Regions from separate parts of the Homo sapiens genome. Here region 2 is linked to region 1. Evidence: chromatin loops called from intact Hi-C (ENCODE). Cell type or tissue: IMR-90. All regions are shown on one strand. Each heading gives the region's core, and the rest is flanking DNA. Links, peaks and the distances in the headings are about the cores only.

Region 1 (9,628 bases), core at 4,304-6,803:
AGTATCAATACCACAACCAATGATGTGATTATGGAAATTTGTTTTCCAATTTTTTTAAAAAATGAAAATTAGAAATTTTATCACAATTTAGGTAGCCAAATTGGTTATCTTAACAGAGCCTTTTTATGGGTATTTGCTGTACATTTTGAGACTGTTTTCCTATTTCCTAGAATAACAAATTGGCAGATTATCATTTATCCATACCTACTTTTTTCTAGTGTCTTAAAACAGAAAACAAACTACTTACAGGCAAGGAATTCTATCCATATGGCATTATGACTTTTTGTTTTAAGTGAATATGCCTTGAATAAATGAATTTCTTTTGTTTATGAATAGAAAATGTTTACCATAACACTTTTTAACTAAGACATTTTTATTAATATTTTTTCTCTATACTTTTCCAAGGATCGTACTAGGAAAAAAGTGTTAATATTTTTGAAGTAGCTGTTTTTAGATCCAGGGATATGGGATATTGTGATCAAGAAAATTATGTAATTAAGGGAAACTGAACTAACGAGTACTAAATTAAAAACAGATTTCCATGTGGAATATTTAGTGATATGCCTTCTTTTCCCCTTTCAGGTTAAAAAATAAATCATGACTGAATCTGCCTCTAGCACAAGTGGTCAAGAGTTTGATGTGTTCAGTGTTATGGACTGGAAAGATGGAGTGGGCACGTTACCAGGAAGTGACTTAAAGGTAAACCCTCTTTATTACATACAATTATGTGTGTGTGCATCTGTGCGTATGCTTACTTAAAATTGGATACATATGTGAAATAAAAATTAAAAGCATTAATCATAGTGGTGTAGGTTTTAGATGATGCTTAGACCTCCACAATAAATTTGCAAGACAATTTGAAATGCTGATGGAATGGCAGAGCCTTTGTCACTTGGATAAGGGGAGTAAGGAATGTTTCTGCAGTATGTGCTTATTTCGCAGAAATTGATTTATAGTTTCAAGAAGGATCATCTCAGTTTTGACTCTTACCGTGACAGCCTATAAATGCAGAAATGGCAGACTTAGAAGAGCTATCTTTTTTGATTTTGTAGTAATGGGCTTTGTAACTTTAAGTGAATAGCCACAATCTCTGTGTCCTAGAGTTCTCATTTAAAAACTGGATAATGTTAAAGTATTGAATAAATAGGATTATTCACCTCTCTTAAATTAATTATACTGTAAATATGGATTTTTATATAATGACTTGTTCAAAATCGGGTTCTTCCTGTAAATCCGTCTGCCTAAGTATAGATGAGAACTCTTTGGAGAGCAATACTTCAGTCTGCTGCTTTTGTATAACCTTGCCCTGCCTCCTTTTCCCAGTAACCCCAAACCTATTCCAGGACCACTTCTGTTGTCCCATGAAACATGGTTGCGCAAGCACCGATCTGGGAAACCAACTACCCCCATCTCTCATTTCTAATTTGCTTTTGCTCTGATCCTATCTCTGGAACCTTGAACCGGTCTGTGGCCCTTTAGACTTTGTGTTTGCACTTGATCGTTCAGGTATTTGAACTTCACATCTCCCCAACAGGCCATTGCTGGGCTTACCTCTCAAATGTTTGGTATTCTAGGCTGTCTTGAATAGAAATTCTTGCTCCATTATTTAGGCCTCCTGGAATCTAGTCCCTTTTAGTGGCTGCTTGACAAGTATCCTAGCCAAGCCTGCCCTAGCTCATCCTCAGTGGTGAGATTGGGACAATCTGCCTGTCATTGGAAAAATACTTAGATTTTAGTTGGGTTGGGTTTAATTAAGTGTAATGTGCCAACACCTCTGAGTTTAGTTTAACAAAAATGTTGCACTGAGGTTTAGTAGAATCTGGAGAGGAGATTGGGTTTTCAGTTTTAGCTCTGTATGACCTTGAAAAAGCCAGTTAATCCCTTTCGGTCAAGTTTCCTCTGCAGTAAATTAGGAATTAATTGAATGCCAAGCGTTTTGCTTGCGCTGACATTCTCCAAATATTCATCTGGATAAGATATGACAGAGAAAGGTTGCTGAACATTTTTGAGAAAGAAAAACTGTTTCTCAAACTGGTCATGTCAACTACATAATAGCTACCCAAGCTTTGTCAAATTATTTCAATTGCCTAAGTTTTGGAAGCCTTATCTGTAAAATTGAGGACATTAGAATCTATGTGATAAGGTGGTTTTGAGGATTGAAAAAAATAATAGAGAACACTTAACAAATTGTATTTTTTCTGGCTTTGTGACTTACTATGTACAGTGCCATTTTTAATTGCTTTACTCCTTTATTTCCCTTGTGTGTTTTTATCCATTTTCCTCTCAATGGCTTTTTTTAAAAAAAACTGTCACGTGGATGATGAAATTTGTAAATTTTTTTCAGTTAGCTTTTAACAATAGAGTGAAGTTTCCATCCCTAAGAAATCTGTATTGCTTTAAGGTTTTCTAAGCAATGAGTTTTAGAAATTAACCTATTACTTGTATTAAGGTAATCAGGTAATTAAGCCATTTAGTGGGTATTATCATCTGAGTTATTTGATAATGACTTTCAGACCCATCTAATTATCTGGGTAATTGCCATGTATCCAATTCATGTGCTGTAGACAGTTTGATACCTCCCTTAAAAAATAATTTAAATGTCATTTTCTTTTACTTTATGACCCTTTTTATCTGAGATTCAGAGGTGACCCAATTGATTATATCACTGAAGATTTCTAATTCACTTGCTTCCTACTTAAAATCCAAGTTGCTTAAGAAATCTGATTAAGAAATTGATTTTTCACAAAATTAGGATATTAGAAAGAACTTTGAATGAATCATGAAATTTTCTCTCACTTCATTCTTTGCCTATTTTATCCTACCTAGGCTTCTATGTTTCAGTGGGTAGAGGCATCTAGATTTCCTAGGCTAAAGTTAATTCAGTTAATATAGTCAGCAAATCTATAGAAGTCAATTTCTTATCATGGGAACAGGTTTTTGTATGCCTCAATTTTTGCTGTTTTGAAATAACTTTTCCTGTAAAATCCCCATGATTGCTATCCAGTCAAGTTACACCCTTCTTCTTCACATTTTTTAGCAGTTGCCAGAATCTTTTTGGTGAAGTTCAAGCCCCTTAAGTTTACCACAAGAGTTTTTTGGTGGTCTGGCCTCTGCTTTCCTCTCTGGCCATGTCTCATTTCACTCCCACTGCCACTCTTGTTTTCTCCCCAGCCCAAACCACTAGTTGAAGCCTTCACACGCTGGGCCCTTGTTACTGTTCCCTGTTGCTGGAATCCCTTCTCCACACTGGGCTATCGCATGCTTATATAAACAGAGCACAGACATCTCTGGGTGCAGTAGGGGAAAGAATAGAGAACGTACTCTCTGCTGAACACTCTACCTGCATCTTTTTATTTAATTCTTTTATTTTACCCTTTTTAAGATAGTTTTTGTCTCGTCAGTTTACAGATGGGGAAATGGAGGCCTGGAGTAGTTAATTCACTTGTTTAGGTCAGTTACTGGCAGGGGTCTCAAAACCAGGCTTTTCTGATATTTAAAATGGATTATCTTACACCTGCTATACTGCTGTCTAAAGAGAGAAAACACCTTCATATCAAAAGAGATGCAAGGAAAATTTTACAGGAATTTAGAGGAGGTAAAAATTTATTTCAGCTGGAGGGATCAGGAAGGCTTTGAAAAGCAGATGTCATTTGAGCTTCAGGTGCCTGGAAATATGTAGGAGTCTCCATGAATACTTTAGGGAGGAAGGGAAGGAGAAGGGCTTCCAGAAGAGGGAGTAGCTTAAGAAGGTACAGAGTGTTAAGGGAGAAACAGCAAGTGTCCACTGACATTCTTGAAAATATTATAGTCATTAAAACACTTTTGCCTAAGCAAGCTTTGGAAACTTCACCAATGCCTAGTTTGTCCTTTTAAAATGCAAATTCGTATTTGTAGATTAATGTCTCAGCGCCAGCTGTAAGAACAGGGAGGTGACTAAGTGGCAGTGCAGAGGGACATGGTAGGGCTTCCCATAACTGAGCAGTTTCCCTACCTGAACTTCTAATGATGTCTGAAATTTACAGAGAATTATTCCTCTGGGTCATAATGTCTTTCGGAGTCTCTCAGTAAAATGCAGATACACTCCTGAGAGGACAGCATCTTATCTAGTAAGAATAATTGCCAGTTAGCCAAGAGCAAGACCCTGCCTGCAGTAGCAGGCAGAGACCCAACAGTAAAATTCACCGCACTCTTAATACACGGTTTTTGCCTTGCTTTGATTAATGTTGAAAACAATTTAGTTATCAAACATCTTTGCCCTTAAAACACACTGGTAAGTCGATTCAAATCTCAGCATTGAAGGTAATAAAATGAAAATAACCTCAACAGTATCTTCTAATGATTTATTATTAAATCAGGCAAATATAGGCAAAAGATCCTTTGACTCTACAATCAAAAATAAAAAAGAGAGTTGAATCAATTAAAGGTAGTTCAAGCCAAACAAAACATGTGCAGTCCCTTATATATTTCAGGCATAATTTTTTTCTGATTGACCTGGATATATCCACATGCAGAAAAAGTTAGCAGATGTGTTTTGTTTGCTTAATAGTAAATCCCTTTTGTAAAGTTTATAATTTTGACTTTCTTGGTTGTAGAGTGGAGCCACGTGGCAAGTTTTTTACATATTTTAGCTCTCTAGGTTAAAAGAACTAATGATTTAAAGAAATATAAACAAAGGTGAAATTTCCATCATTCCAAAACCATTTGTAAAAGCATCACTAATTTCAGAACCTGGGTGTTTTATTGGAAAACATAGTGTTAGGAAATGTATCAGTCTTTCTGGAATTCTGTCTGTAGGACTTCAGTAATGTTAGCAGGACCTATCAACCTTTGTGGTCTAACATTTTCTATCATAGCAATGTTGTGGAAGACACAGTAAGCCCAAATTGAGAAATCAGAGAAAAATTTGATCCCTGTATGTTTTTGCATATGACAGAATATTTTGAAAATGTTTTGAGGTATTTAATTTTTGAGATAAGCAACTTTGATAAGAGCAGGTATTCTTTATTTTTTTTTCAGGCTTATAGTATGCCTTGAAAACTATGAATCTTGTCCCCAGAAAGCTGTATATGCACATATCATAATTTTGCATATATTTTATGGGATTAATCAACCCTCAAAGTCCATCTGTGGATCTCTGGCTTACAAGAGTGAACTGTGCCCCGAAGTGACATTGCATCTTTACTTTGTACTTAGACTGTAGGTCAGTTACTGGCAATACATTTTAGGAGAAAGAAAAGCTGACTGGGATTGAAGGTTGCATCGTGGGAATCGTTCCTTTTAACTTTGAAAGTATTTGAACCTGAAGCTTCCAGGTGTCATAGTTCTGAGTTCTGACTTGAAGATTTCACTCAGTGATGTTTTCTTTCTCAGTCTTTGAAATGGAGGGTGGTTTGCTGTTTTACAGCAATTTGAAAACTTAAGCCATGGGAGACTTTCTGTTTAATGTAAATGTTTGATGCTATTTCTTACATTTTGTATTTGTCAAATAAGCATAAATTAACATCAGTGACATATGATAAAAGTAAAATTACCTGAAGTGCATTGTCAAGCTTGTGCCTATTGTTTTTGAATTTTAATTCAAATTGATTTTTTATCACATTCTTTAATATCATTAATTAATAATTATCATGGTAGTTTGTTTTTTCTGCTCTTGCCCAGCAGATGGTACTGTCAGCCTTATTTTGAAATATTCTGTCTTCAAAGTGATCATTAAAAACATTTTTTTAAAGATTTCTTTTTCTAAAAGTAAAGTTATTTTTAGCTCTTTTCCTTCTAAATAAACTTTTACCTCTTCCTACATTGACATTTTGGTATACACACTTGGTATAGTACTCACATATTACCTGGGAACTGGTATCTGGAATACATAGTAGGGTTCGAAGACATTCTCACATTCCTTAACCATTTCCACACGTTTAGTCTAGAAACCATTTAATAATTGTGGACTATGCATAGAACATTGTTTAAGGTGCTGTTTTCACCTGATAGAAAGAATAATTATTGATACTTTTTGTTGAAGAGTTTTCCAACTTGCAGTTTAGAATGTAGTTTAGTAAAATAAATAATTCTATTGGCGTGTTGACTAAATCGATTTTTTCGGATTGGCAAATGGAGGGCCTTGCTTAAATACTCATAATTTGCTCATAATTTCTGTGAAAGATCTGAAACATCTTACTATCCTTTTGAATTTTGAGCTTTCTAGCTTTTTCATCACCTGCTAAAATTAGTGGGTCCCTAATGTTATTCTGTTTTATGGAAAAACAGAAGGAATACAGAAAACTGCTTGAAACCCATGAATGTGTGAGTAAACCTCACTGTTTCAGAGAGAACAAGGTCTCCACACGTAGGTAAGCCTTCAACACACACACACAGTACAACCAGGTTGTTGTAGAAACATACTTTATTTGAAGTGTGCTGTCAGGTGAAAGGAAATTTTCAGTATTTGGAATGGAATGTCCATGAAATCAAGATGCTGTTGCTTTTTAGTGATAAAATCAGCATGTAGCTAGTAGACTACTTGTTCAGGTCCCAGAGAAATTTCCAGTTATTTTAGAGGGCTACAAGTGAAGATAATGCAGAATTCTAAAGAGCAGTGAAAGAAAGAGGAAATGTGGCACTGGGGTTATGTGGTTCAGGCTTCAGCCTTCTGTGCTCACTTCTTGGATTGTAAGGAGAAGGATGTTCAGGCCATTATTTCTGGCATAGGGATATTCCTTCTCTCTGAACTGGGTGAGCCTGGGCAAGACAAGTTGATTCCTGGGAAAAGAGTAATTCTCCTTTTACTAAACGTGATTTTTAAATAAAAAATACGACGTAAGAAAAAATAAGTCTTAGTTAAAACACACACACACACACACACACACACACATACACACACAAAGTGTGTTTGAAATGATAGCCTATCAAGTAAGCTGCCAGCTCTATAGGACAGGGCAGAGCAGGGTCATTGGTATCCTTCAACAGACCTTGCTGCTTTGTTCTGTTCTCCTTCCTTGAATTCCAAAATTAGTAAAATGCAAAGGTCTTAGTATTGGTGGGAGGTGTATCAGGATATAATTGTCTAAATTAACTTTTACCATGTAATTAATTTGCTTGAAGACTATATGTGTCAGCCATTAAATAATTAATGACTTTCCTGAGCACTTTTTAAATTTTGCCTTTCTGCTGTGTTGTTGCTAGTTTCGGGTAAATGAGTTTGGAGCCCTGGAAGTTATTACAGATGAGAATGAGATGGAAAATGTTAAAAAAGCAACTGCTACCACCACTTGGATGGTACCAACTGCTCAAGAAGGTAAGGATGGGTCATCTGCATTTTATTTCTTGCTTTTGAAAGATTTGAAATAAGAATATCTAAAGTTTTATAATAGGCTGGAACTTTGAAGGCCCCGGGTAATTTTTGTGCCTCATGTTGTTAGGTAAATTTCTATAATGAAACTGATAGGAGCCAGCATTTATGTTTTAAAATAACTATAAACTGTCTTCTTTGTCCTAATGCCAGATCTGTAGTAGCACAAGGTTAGTTGGAAATTAAGTAAATCCATGTTGTAGCCTACACAGGTGATTTAGCCAAAAGCCTGCCACTTTTTTTCTCATCTACTCCGATGGTTGTAACTAACACCTATATGCTGATGACTCCTAAATCTACATCTCCAGCCCCGACCTCTCCCCCGAGCTCCAGGCCCGTATTTCCACCTGCCTACTGGACATCTCCACCTGGATGTCCCACAGGTACCTCAAACTCCACATGTCTGAAATGCAATTCATTTTCTATTTCTTTCTCCCCTCCCCACAAACCTGCTCTTTCTTCCCTAACCCATATTTCAGTTGACAATAGCACCATCCACCCAGTGGACAAGCAAGAAACACAGGAGTCATCCTGAATTTGTTCTTCCCATCCCCATATCCTGTTACTTATACCTCTTGATTTTTATTTCCTAATATGTCTCAGATCTGGCCTTTTCTATCTATCATCTTTGCCATGGCCTTAATGTAGGCTCTTCTCAACTCTCATCTGAACTATTGCAGATGTCACTCTACTTCTAATTTTACCCCCTTCCAATTGGTCCTGCACCTTGAAGCCAGAGGAACTTAACGTAGATTGCTTATCTGACACTTCACTGATTTCTCATTGCCTTTTTAGCAGAACATACAAAGATCTGGGTGCCTGCACCTACCTGCTCGCCTTGTCTCCTCAGTCTCTGTTTCCTTCTTTGTATGTTGTGTTCTGGCAGTGCCAGCAGCACAGAATTACGTGTAATTTTCCCAACACATCATGTGGTTTCATGCTTTCTTGCCTTTACTCATACTGCTTTTTCTGGCTCAAATGCCATTTCTCTCTTTGTCCAGTTGGTAAATTCCTCTTTGGCCTTCAAAACCCTGTTGAGGCTTTCTATCAGAAAATCCTTCTCTGACCTTACCCCAGGCTGAATGAATCACTTCTTCTGTACTACTTCTGGACCTTGTTTATGCCTCTAGTATTGCATGTATCACATTTTATTATAAATACTGGTTTTCTTGCCTCTCTTTTCTTCTAGACTGTGAGCTCTCTTGGGCAAGGTCTCTACTGTCATTATTAATGTCTAGAATAAATTGGTGCCTAATAACTGCTGGCTGAATGAATGATTAGCCTAACAATTCAGGCAAAAGGAAATGCGAGTTTCTACACAATTTGGATAGCTATGAGTCAGGAAATGTACTACATTGAAAGCGTAATAGAAGAGATGTTGATTTAGCCAATTAAGTAAAACAAAATCATTCATCAAAAGATTATAAATGTGAAATAAAAGAAGATCCTCTGAAATTTTCTGAAAGATACAAATATAGAAGAAGTTTCTATAGATCGATATATGCGTCTTCTGAATTTAGTGACTAGTGAAATTTTCTTCATTTTACTTTGAACTCTGTAGAAAAAGCCTTGGGCAAGCTTTTATCCTTTCTGCAGAATATTTTTTCATTATTTGAATGACTTGAGTGATTTTTACAGAGCCCATACCCCCCGAAAACACTATCATTTGATCATTCATTCATTCAGCAAACACTATTCTTTATTGTGTTGCTAACAAAATTATTAGAAGAAAAAGTTTGATTGTATTTTAGAATGTCTTCTGTCATGGTTGTAATTTGCATTTCTTCTTTTCATCTTCTAGTCTTTTCAGAGAAGACTGGGATGCCTTTCAGGTTGAAGGATCCAGTGAAAGTAGAAGGGCTTCAGTTCTGTGAGAACTGTTGTCAGTATGGCAACGTAGATGAGTGTCTTTCTGGAGGAAACTATTGCAGCCAGAATTGTGCTCGGCACATCAAAGATAAGTAGGTTTTTGCCCCATTCCATCTATAAATTGAGTTTTAGATTCCAAAGTCATGGTGCCTGAGAATATAGAAGTTTTATGCTCTCGGACATTGATCACCTATTGATACCTTTTTCCCAGAGACTTTTCCTTTAGGGCCACATGGGCCCTAACCCCTATATGGGACCTGGTGACGTCTGTCATGCCTGGTCTGAGTTGTATTACTAATATTCTGCCTGCAAAACAGCCTCTGCCTCTGCCTTCAGTCTTCCATTTCCATTCATTTGATTGTCTTCAGCTAAGAGTATTTAGTTTTTTCTGGGCTATATACACATTTCGATGAC
Region 2 (9,208 bases), core at 4,660-7,159, 83 kb after region 1:
GTCTGTTTTTCTTTGAGGGAAAATCAGACAAAACAAAAGAAACAAACCAAAATATCCCTTTATGTGAGATTAGGCCACCTAAATTCAGTCTACTCTCTTGGTTTTGAAAATGAACCTGGCTCTTAAATTCTGCCTTCTTTTGTGATGTTTTGCCTGGGAAGTCATGAGCCTTTTTGATTTTTTGATTCAGTCTTCTTAAATCCAGAAAGCTTCCTTAAGTTATAGTTTTGATTATTATTAATACTTCTGCTTCATTTGTATCTTTCTTGAAGGTAATACCTATTCTTCTTGGGCTAGACCCAAGGAATGATATCAAAAATACTTAACAGGGGCCAGGTGTGGTGGCTCACGCCTATAATCCCAACACTTTGGGAGGCCGAGGCGGGTGGATCACCTGAGGTCAGGAGTTTGAGACCAGCCTGACCAACATGGAGAAACCCAGTCTTTACTAAAAATACGAAATCAGCCGGGCATGGTGGCTCATGGCTGTAATCCCAGCTACTCGGGAGGCTGAGGCAGGAGAATCACTTGAACCTGGGAGGTGGAGGTTGCAGTGAGCTGAGATCATGCCATTGCACTCCAGCCTGGGCAACAAGAGCGAAACTCCATCTCAAAAAAAAAAAAATAAAATAAAATACTTAACAGCTCATTTGGTAACCAACATGGCACAGGACAGTTAAACAGTCGTCTTAGTACTGGAGCGGGGTCCTGGAGGCTCCGTGCTGTAACAGAAGTTATGCTTAGATGCTGGATCTTGGGGAAGTCCCACAAGGGACTGACTACATGGTGGGGAGTAACTATTGCCAACCAATATGGAAGTATTTTAATATTTTAACAACTTTGGCATTTTGTGATGTTGTCAACATGTTTTTCAAGTTGAAATAGCTCACTCAGTCTCTCGTTCTGTCGAGTGTGCTATTTACTGCCTTTAACATGAATTTTAACAGCAGTGTCTCTTATTTTCCTGTGATTTCCTACATTGGCTTGTTCTCTTTTCATAGCCTATTTTTTGTTTTATAGAGTTTATTTCCCCTTGTGCATTGCTAACGTCATGAAACTCTTCTGTCTATAACTCAGTGCTCTTCTTCTGATGTTTTCTAGAACTTTTTATCAGAGGCCCCATGGTAATTGTTTTCTGTTTGATCATTTTTGCGTCCCGAGAAGTTTTCCCAAGGTCTTTTGTGAAGAACACTAAATGCTTAATGTTCCCATTTGAGTCCTGGCACAATTCCTCTTTCAAACCCAAGGCTGAAGGTCAGACAGATGTGCTCCATTCTGGAGCCCTCTAGTGAACCTACAGGTGCCCACCAGTGTTCATTCTCATTTCCATTCCTCCAGTGGCAGAAGCAGCCCTTTCAAACCTAGCCTGGCTGGGGTGGCCTGGGGTTGGGAGAGAATGCCCCTTGCAGTGTGGGTAGCATTTATTCTAGAGGAGACTTGAGAAACCACCCTAAGTTGCTTTACAATGTCAAGAGGATTTAAGACTCCGTAGGTCCATGAGGCCTGTTTTGAGTCTAGGAGCAAATTGATTTAAAAGACACGCATGCACACACACACACCCCTCTTAAAAAAGGATATTTCCCTCCCCCCCACCCATTTCTTCTGTTAATTGTGTTTAGTACAGTAGAGTATGTGTAATTATGAGCTTTTGGGGATGAATCCTGCTATGCTACTGAATTTGATCTTTGGGGACTTTAACTCAATACTTCCCTCCCTCGCTCCCTCCCTCCCTCCTTACCTCTTTCCCTCCCTCCCTCCCTCTCTTTTTTTGCTTCTGTCTTCTCTACCTGAATAAGTAGCTCATTCCTACCATTATGGAAGTCCCATTAGTAAAGAATTGAATAGTTTGACCTTCAAATTTAAATTGTTGTATTCCTGGGAAAGGTATGGTTTTGTTTTCCCTTCTGCAGCCACTCTCTCTCCTGGGTGGCTCATGTGTGGAGAGAACTGAATTCTACTTTATAACATGCCAGATTCTCACCTCCTTTTGTCTGGCACTTGCCCTCCTGGGTCAGCCTACCACATGATGGTTCTGTTGGGCCCTAATGGAAACAGTCTGGTAGGAAGCAGGTTCTTACCCTCCATGGTATTAGAGATGTCTCTTTCCACCAAAAGACCTCATATTTGGTTTAGGTAGTGTTCATTGAAGATTTATTGTCTTGTTTCTCCTGAAACACCAGAGGATGTTTATTTCAGGATCATCTTTATTTGAAAAGTCTTTTTACAAAGGTATTTTCTCTGCATCACTTTCTTCTACCCTAAGCCAAATCAGGAATTTTAATACCTGTACTCAACCAGAAATGAGAGGCATGTGAGCAGATTTGATTTGCAGATTTCTACTTTGGATAATGACATTATTATTTATTAAACTTCATTTCAAAAAAGTGTAGGGACAGAGGGTAAGCTTCCCCTCTGCCTTCTCTGAAGGTTCACTGAGATGACTGACAATAGATTAATAGGAGAAAGAGGCATACAGAATGTATTAATGTGCATAAACGTGGGAGTCCTGCAAATATGAGACTCAAGTCCAATGGTTGAAGCTTGTGACCCCTTTTCATAGAAGAAAGGAGAATGGGGGTGGGATTGGTATAGGCAGTTGTGAGGGGTAGTAAATAATTTTCAGGAGAAATGAATGAGCCCAAAGAACAATGGCCTGGGACAAAATTTCTCTGAGTTCTGTGGGAGGTTGCAGGCAGGTGAGGAGCAGAACTTCACTGTGAACAAATGTTGGTCTTACTATGTAGATAATGTCTCTTGGGTAATCTCTTGGAGCTGCCCTGAGAAGAATAGATGAAAAGTCTCTCTGAGCATGGTGATGACTTTTAGTGGTTAAATCTTTCTTGGCTATTTGATGAGACTTCTAAGTTGGCAATAGCATTTCTTTTGGAAAGAAGTTTTCTTAGTCAGATAAGGAAATTCTAGAGAACTTCTCTCTGCACGTGGGAAAGAAGGGAACAGAGAGACCAGGGCATGGGGGAAGGTCAAAGGGAGACCTTGCTTCTGAGGCTTACTTCTGAGGTCTTTCAGTTTCCTTTAATTCAGAGCATTTAGCATGCCAAAGCGCCACATTTTGGGTCATTGTCCTCTGTAGCCTAACAAAAGTCTGCAAGTATATGCTGTATTTATATAGCCTTCAAGTTTCTGATACAGTACAGTGCTGAATAAATAATTGCTGAATGAAGAACTTTCATATGGTAAACAATAGAGGCAGGCCTTTATCACTAAGAATCAACATTTAAAAAACATCCTTGTTTGCTGCTTTTTTAGAGGGATGAAATAATGAAGTCAAAGATCCACAAACTTATTTTTCTTACTATTACTCCCATCTATCATTTTCTTCTGATATTAACGAGACCCAGCGATTGATGTTGTTTTAATGATATAGTTCCACAAGTGCATTAAATTGCTTTCCAAGTCACCAAAGTGAGACTTCCATTTTTTTGTTTTTTTTAGTAACATTAAGTAGTTTATTTAATACCTGCTGCTAGTTTATATAACTTTTATTATCCAAATAATACGTTTATTATAGAACAATTAGCAAATACAGGGAAGCAAAATGGAGAAAATCAAAATTATGTGTAATTTTATACCATTTTCTGAATGTGGGGACCTACTTTTTTAGACTGTTTCTATCTGAAGTGTACAAAATACTTTGTAACCTGCAGTTTGCATAAGTATTTATACTTCTTGCAACATAATGTTAAATATTCTCTCTGTGGATGGATGTAGCATCACTTAACAAACCAATCCCCTACTGTTGGGTTATCTAGGCTAGTTATTTTGTATTTCTGACTGTTATAAATGTTTTTGCAGTAAACTTTAGTAGTGATTAGGGTTAGGGGGGTGTGTGTGTGTGTAATATAAAACACATAAAGTGGCTTATGTAAGGTAAAAGAGGCTTATTTCTCTTCCACATAAAGGAAGTACAGAGCTTGGTCCAGGATTTAAATGGTACTTAACAGTGTCAGGAAATCAGATTCCATTTATCTTGCTGCTCTGCCTTGCAGAGCACGTATTCCCAACACCATATCATGGTTAGAGGTGGTTGCTGGAAGGCTAGCCATTAAAGTACTATTCTACCCAGCAGGAAGGAGGGACATATTGGGGGAGTGGTGGTGGGTGTGCTGTCAGCCTTTAAGAGCACTTCCAAGTCCAATTAGCAGAACTCACAGGATGTTGTAGATTCCACTTCTGCTTATGTCCGTTAGTCATATGGCCACTTTTAGCTGAAAAGGAAGCTGGGGAATATAGTCTTCATCTCAGTACAGTTACATACGTACCAGAGACCCTCCACTGTAACTGACTTTGAGATGATTGTTAGCGTTCGTGCTTCATTATTTTCTTAAGATGAACTTCTAAACTTGGAATTGTGGAGTCAGTGGATGATAACTCAGAAGGAATCTTTTCCAGGTGAGAGAAAAGACTTTTGCCCAAAGCTGCTCCTTGGAGTGTTTTGTGGTTTCTTTAGCATACCAGTGCATGATGAAGATAAGAATGGGAGACATTCTTTTATCTCGCTGGAAGGTGCCATCCATCCGATCTATCCAGAGAGCATCTGCTGACCCTGTTGGAGGTGCACAGGTGCAGGGTCGGTAGAGGCACCTCTTACTGGGGCTTTGCCAGTGAATGTTTGAAATTTGAGTATAAAAGAGATCCTAACAGTACATTCCTTATACCGTGCAATATCTCATGGTGTGTAGGGCCAGGGATATTGGTGGTGCTGTGTTCTAAGACTGGAAGCTACTTTTCAGCTGGTCCTGTCTGACTTGTAGGTAGATTTGGATCTTCAAATTTGGCACACAAAAATCTTTTTATCTTTTTTTCAACAAAACATTGGTCTTTATGCCTCTTATTCATGACTAGAGGTCTTTAGTGTCTGTCTCTTTCTCATACATATGTATAGGCCTCACTGAGAAAATTTTTTAAAAGTAGTGATTATTTGATTAAACATTAGACTGAATAGATTAATTTGTTCATAAACATAATGAATATTATTATTTTTCTCTGCAGTATACTGTGTCCATTTTAATGTACTGTCACTTTTCTCTTAATTCTTATCTTTCCACTGTTGAGGATGACAGCTTTGGTTCTACAAATAAAATTTATCAGATTGTTGAATCAAGAATCAGGAAGGATGACCATTCCTTCCATATGGTAATTTTAGTTATTCGCAGTCAGCCTAAAATATTTTTTACTCACTGTGGAAGCACACAACCCGAAACCAAGTGGGGCAAGTGAGAAAAGAGTTTGATCACATACCTTTGGTCAATTTTCATCACAGAAAACTTCAGAAATATAGAAAACTTCTTAAAAATTTTCTTTTCCATGCATGTCAATGGTTTGAGAGGAGAGTGGTACGAAATAGGGTCCCAGGCAAAGGGAGGTGGCTGAAATGTCTTTAGAACACGAGGCTCTGTTTCCCGAGGCATACTGTGCACATTTAAACCTACTCTTCCTTACTCTTGGCACTGAACCACCTACTGGAGCCAGAGTCTATTTGCATTTATTTTAGCCTATGTCATAACATGTTAAAACAAAAACCTGGAGTCACTTTTCTTTGCAATTCAAGGAATGCAGTACAAATTTGCTCAAATGAAGCTGCTTTCTTTATTCCTTTTGGATTAAAATCATAGGAGGTGGCATGCTGTGTGGCAGATAACATCAGTTAGCGAGGAAGACTCAGCAAAAGGAAGGAAAGTCTTAATGCGAAGGAGGCAGAGTTGGTACTAGGATTGGAAGAGTATGTATATCTAGGCCTATTTATCGTATCAGGCTTAAAGACATGCAGAGGCAACCACAGACATAAGGGCTTTGGTGTTTTTAGTCATTTCCTTAGAATGGGTTAGTTATTTTTCTAAGGAACAATGTGCGGAACATTAGAAATGAATTGTGACTAATACAGCTTTTAGCAGAAAATAAAATGGAAGAGTAGGTCTGCAGTGATAGAATGAACAGTGCTGAGTGTTAATAGAACATAAACAGTAATAGGATAAAGACTATGGCTTTGGAAAAGACTAATTATATGGCATGCACTCAGGATACAAATTATAAAGTCAGCCCTATGGTATTACTGTAGTGTAGAATTGGAAATCTTACCATTTCATATAAAGCTGTCTTATAAAATATGTACAAATATTGTATTTCAAATAATAGCTAAGCTCTTTAGAATACCTGAGATTAAAAAGATGTTTTTAAGTTACTCCGTATTTTGCTACACAAAAATTCCTTAAATCTGGGCAATTCAAAAAGAAAAAGAGAATAAAAACAAACTTTCTGCTTTATGTATTTGGTTCATAATAGATATTCAATAAAATGGGATGAGGACCTGCACCTTTGAGGTTGATTGGATGAAATGTGGAAAGAGGGATAATGATGGCTTTTTAAAACATATTTGAAGATTTGAAATGTTTCATGTGGAGCAGACACTAGAATTTTTCTGTATAAGCTCAATGAGGTAGTACCAGAACCAGTGGGTGTCAACTCCAGTAAAATAGATTTTTGACTCAGCATAGTGACTTTCTAGCATTCAGAGCAATTCAAATTTTGGATTAGGCTAGTTTAAGAATAAACTTATTAGAAAACTGTAACAGAACAATAAGAAATAAATTTTTTAAAAATTTACCACTTATAACAGCCTCAGGAAACATCTGATACATAGGAATAAATTTAACAAAAGATGTGCAAGATCTCTACCTGAAAATGACAAAATATTAATGAGAGATATTAAAGAAGAGCCAAAGAAATTGAGGGATTTAGCTTCTTCATGGATTGGAAGACTCAATATTGTAAAGAAGTCATTTCTTAACCAAATTTATCTATTGGAAATTTGTCTAGTAGAAATAAGCCCTTTACAAAAGAGCCTCTCTATGTGGACAATAAACATAGGGAAAGATTATCATTAATCATGGAATGCATTTGTAACCATAATGTGATACCACTATACACCCACTAAACGGTTAAAAAGAAAAAGATAGACAATACCAAGCATTGGTGTGGAGGTGAAGCAATTGGAACTGTCATATGCTGTTGGTAGGTATTCTGCAGTTGTTTTGGAAAGCTGACAGGATTTACCAAAGCTTAATGTACACACATGCTGCGACCTCAGAGTTTCACTCTTTGGTATATGTGCAATGGAAACACATACGTACATTCAAGAAATTGTTACCAGGAAAGGGTCGCAGTCCAGACCCCAGGAGAGGATTCTTGGGTCTCGCGCAAGAAAGAATTTGGGGCAAGTCCAGAGAGTGAAGTGAGGATGCAAAAGTGTATTAGGAAAGGAAAGGAATAAAGAATGACTACTCCAAATGGTTGCCCATTTTTGTGGTTATTTCTTGATGATATGCTAAACAGGGGGTGGATTATTTGTGCCTCCCCTTTTTAGACTGTATAGGGTAACTTCCTGATGTTGACATGACAATTGTAAACTGTCCTGGCGCTGGTGAGAGTGTAGCAGTGAGGACGACCAGAGGTCACTTGGTTTTGGTGGGTTTTGTCTGGCTTCTTTACTGCAGTCTGTTTTATCAGCAAGGTCTTTATGACCTGTATCTTGTCCACATCTCCTAGCTCATCCTGTGACTTAGAATGCCTTAACCATCTGGGAATGCAGTTGTCTCAGACCCAGTAGGTATCAGCCTCATTTTACCCAGCTCCTGCTCAAGATGGAGTTGCTCTGGTTCAAACGCCTCTGACAAAATAATCTGTACAAGAATGTTTGTAATAGCACTGTTTGTAATAGCACCAAATTAAAAACAACTCAGATGCTCATTGTTCATGATCTCCAAATAAATTATAGAGTATTCACAGCCACAAAAACCATACAAGAAAGAGAAGGTAACTTCTACTACTCACAACAATGTGGATGAATCTCAGAAACATGCTGTTTAGAGAAAGAAGCCAGATACCCAAGTTTCCATTTTAAATACAATTCAAAAAAGGGTAAATGAATCTATGGTGTTAGTAGTCAAGGAAGTGGTCACCCTTGACAGATGAGGTGCGATTGGAAGGGTGTGCTGGCCACGTTTTGTTTTCAGTCAGGGTGTTGGTTACATGGGTGTGTTCACTTTGTGAAAATTCAGTGAACTTTACACTTAGTGATTTCTGTGTCTTTCTGTAGATCTTAGAGATATAAAAGCAAGGCTTTGTGATAGAATTGAGGTGTCCTTGTAACTGAGCTGGTGTGTGAGCAGAGAGGAAATGTATGGGAGGTGCCTTTCTTCTGAGGTGCTTTGAATACAGAGTTTTCAGAAAAGGTTTCTGTTCTAAAGGACCATAAGGAGACGACGATTGACAGCTCTAAGTCAAGCGTCCAGAGGACAAAAATCCTTTGCTAGAGAATGGCCGTTTTAGGAAAGCAGCCATAAAACTAGCTTTGGGTTCAGAAGCTCTAACATAAATAGAATATTCAGTAGGGTTTTTTTTTTTCTTTCAAGAGATGGGACCTTGTCTTGTTGCCCAGGCTACAGTAAGAATATTTAGTAGTTTTAATTTTGATCTGAACAAGTAAAAAATTACAAAAACATTTGCATTTCTGCTGTTTTATTTTTATTGCAATAATTTCATATCCCTGTCAAAAAATTGAATTGGCTATTTAAAAAATCAGTATGATTAGTAAATAAGAAGTTAAAAAACCAAACCAAGCCCTGAGACAAAAGGAGAGAGAAAGTATGCCAACTGTGAATACATGGTAAGCACAGGTGTTAGACGTGAGATGCAACTTGGCTGTTACCTTTACAACATCCAAAGCAGAAAGGGGAGCAAATAAACAACTTCCTAGAATAAGACTAACTTTCCTTCCCATTAAAACTTTGAGGCACGTTTCTTATCTGAAGCATTAAAGAGACAACGTTGAACAACATAATGAAGCATGTCTTTAGTAATGAGTGCTGTAGCAAATGATATCAGTTGAATTTACAGGTTGTTTTTTATAGTGACCTTCAGTAAAGACAAAGAAGAGCCTATTCAATAGTATAATGCTGAAAGGAACCAATGCTTTAACCACTCCCACCTCCAGTCTCGTTATCTGGGAGATGCACGGCATTTGGGGCTTTCTTGCTGCTTTCAGAGAGTGATTTCCCATTTGTTTTCATTGACCAGGTGCCCGGGAAGAACCCACCGTCCAGCAGGCACAGCGTCGGTCAGCTGTCTTTCTGTCCTTTAAGTCCCCAATTCCATGTCTGCCCTTGCGCTGGGAGCAGCAAAGCAAACTTCT

What was found. Hi-C counts contacts between places; a loop is a spot of excess contacts. Peaks named below come from ENCODE experiments on the same cell type or tissue, not always from the same donor. Only the 100,000 strongest peaks of a DNase experiment are listed, where the experiment ranks them.
Region 2: it touches region 1 in a loop (2.0-fold over the local background); 3 of 110 quality-filtered maps call a loop at or near these places.

What each region holds. Positions count from the first base shown.
Region 1 is chr6:130,042,103-130,051,730 of GRCh38, forward strand. It overlaps L3MBTL3 (L3MBTL histone methyl-lysine binding protein 3), which reads left to right. Exons shown (of 23, transcript NM_032438.4): 3 at 583-699; 4 at 7,180-7,291; 5 at 7,654-7,728; 6 at 9,147-9,306. The coding sequence starts at 598. Among named protein-coding and RNA genes, the nearest start is that of L3MBTL3, 28 kb to the left of the region's middle. In IMR-90, for the core only: a CTCF peak has its summit at 5,658 (motif pointing right); a DNase peak (open chromatin) is centred at 4,809.
Region 2 is chr6:130,124,359-130,133,566 of GRCh38, forward strand. L3MBTL3 (L3MBTL histone methyl-lysine binding protein 3) reads left to right here. Exons shown (of 23, transcript NM_032438.4): 21 at 9,094-9,208. Among named protein-coding and RNA genes, the nearest start is that of SAMD3, 94 kb to the right of the region's middle. In IMR-90, for the core only: no CTCF peak of the experiment used is centred there; a DNase peak (open chromatin) is centred at 5,813.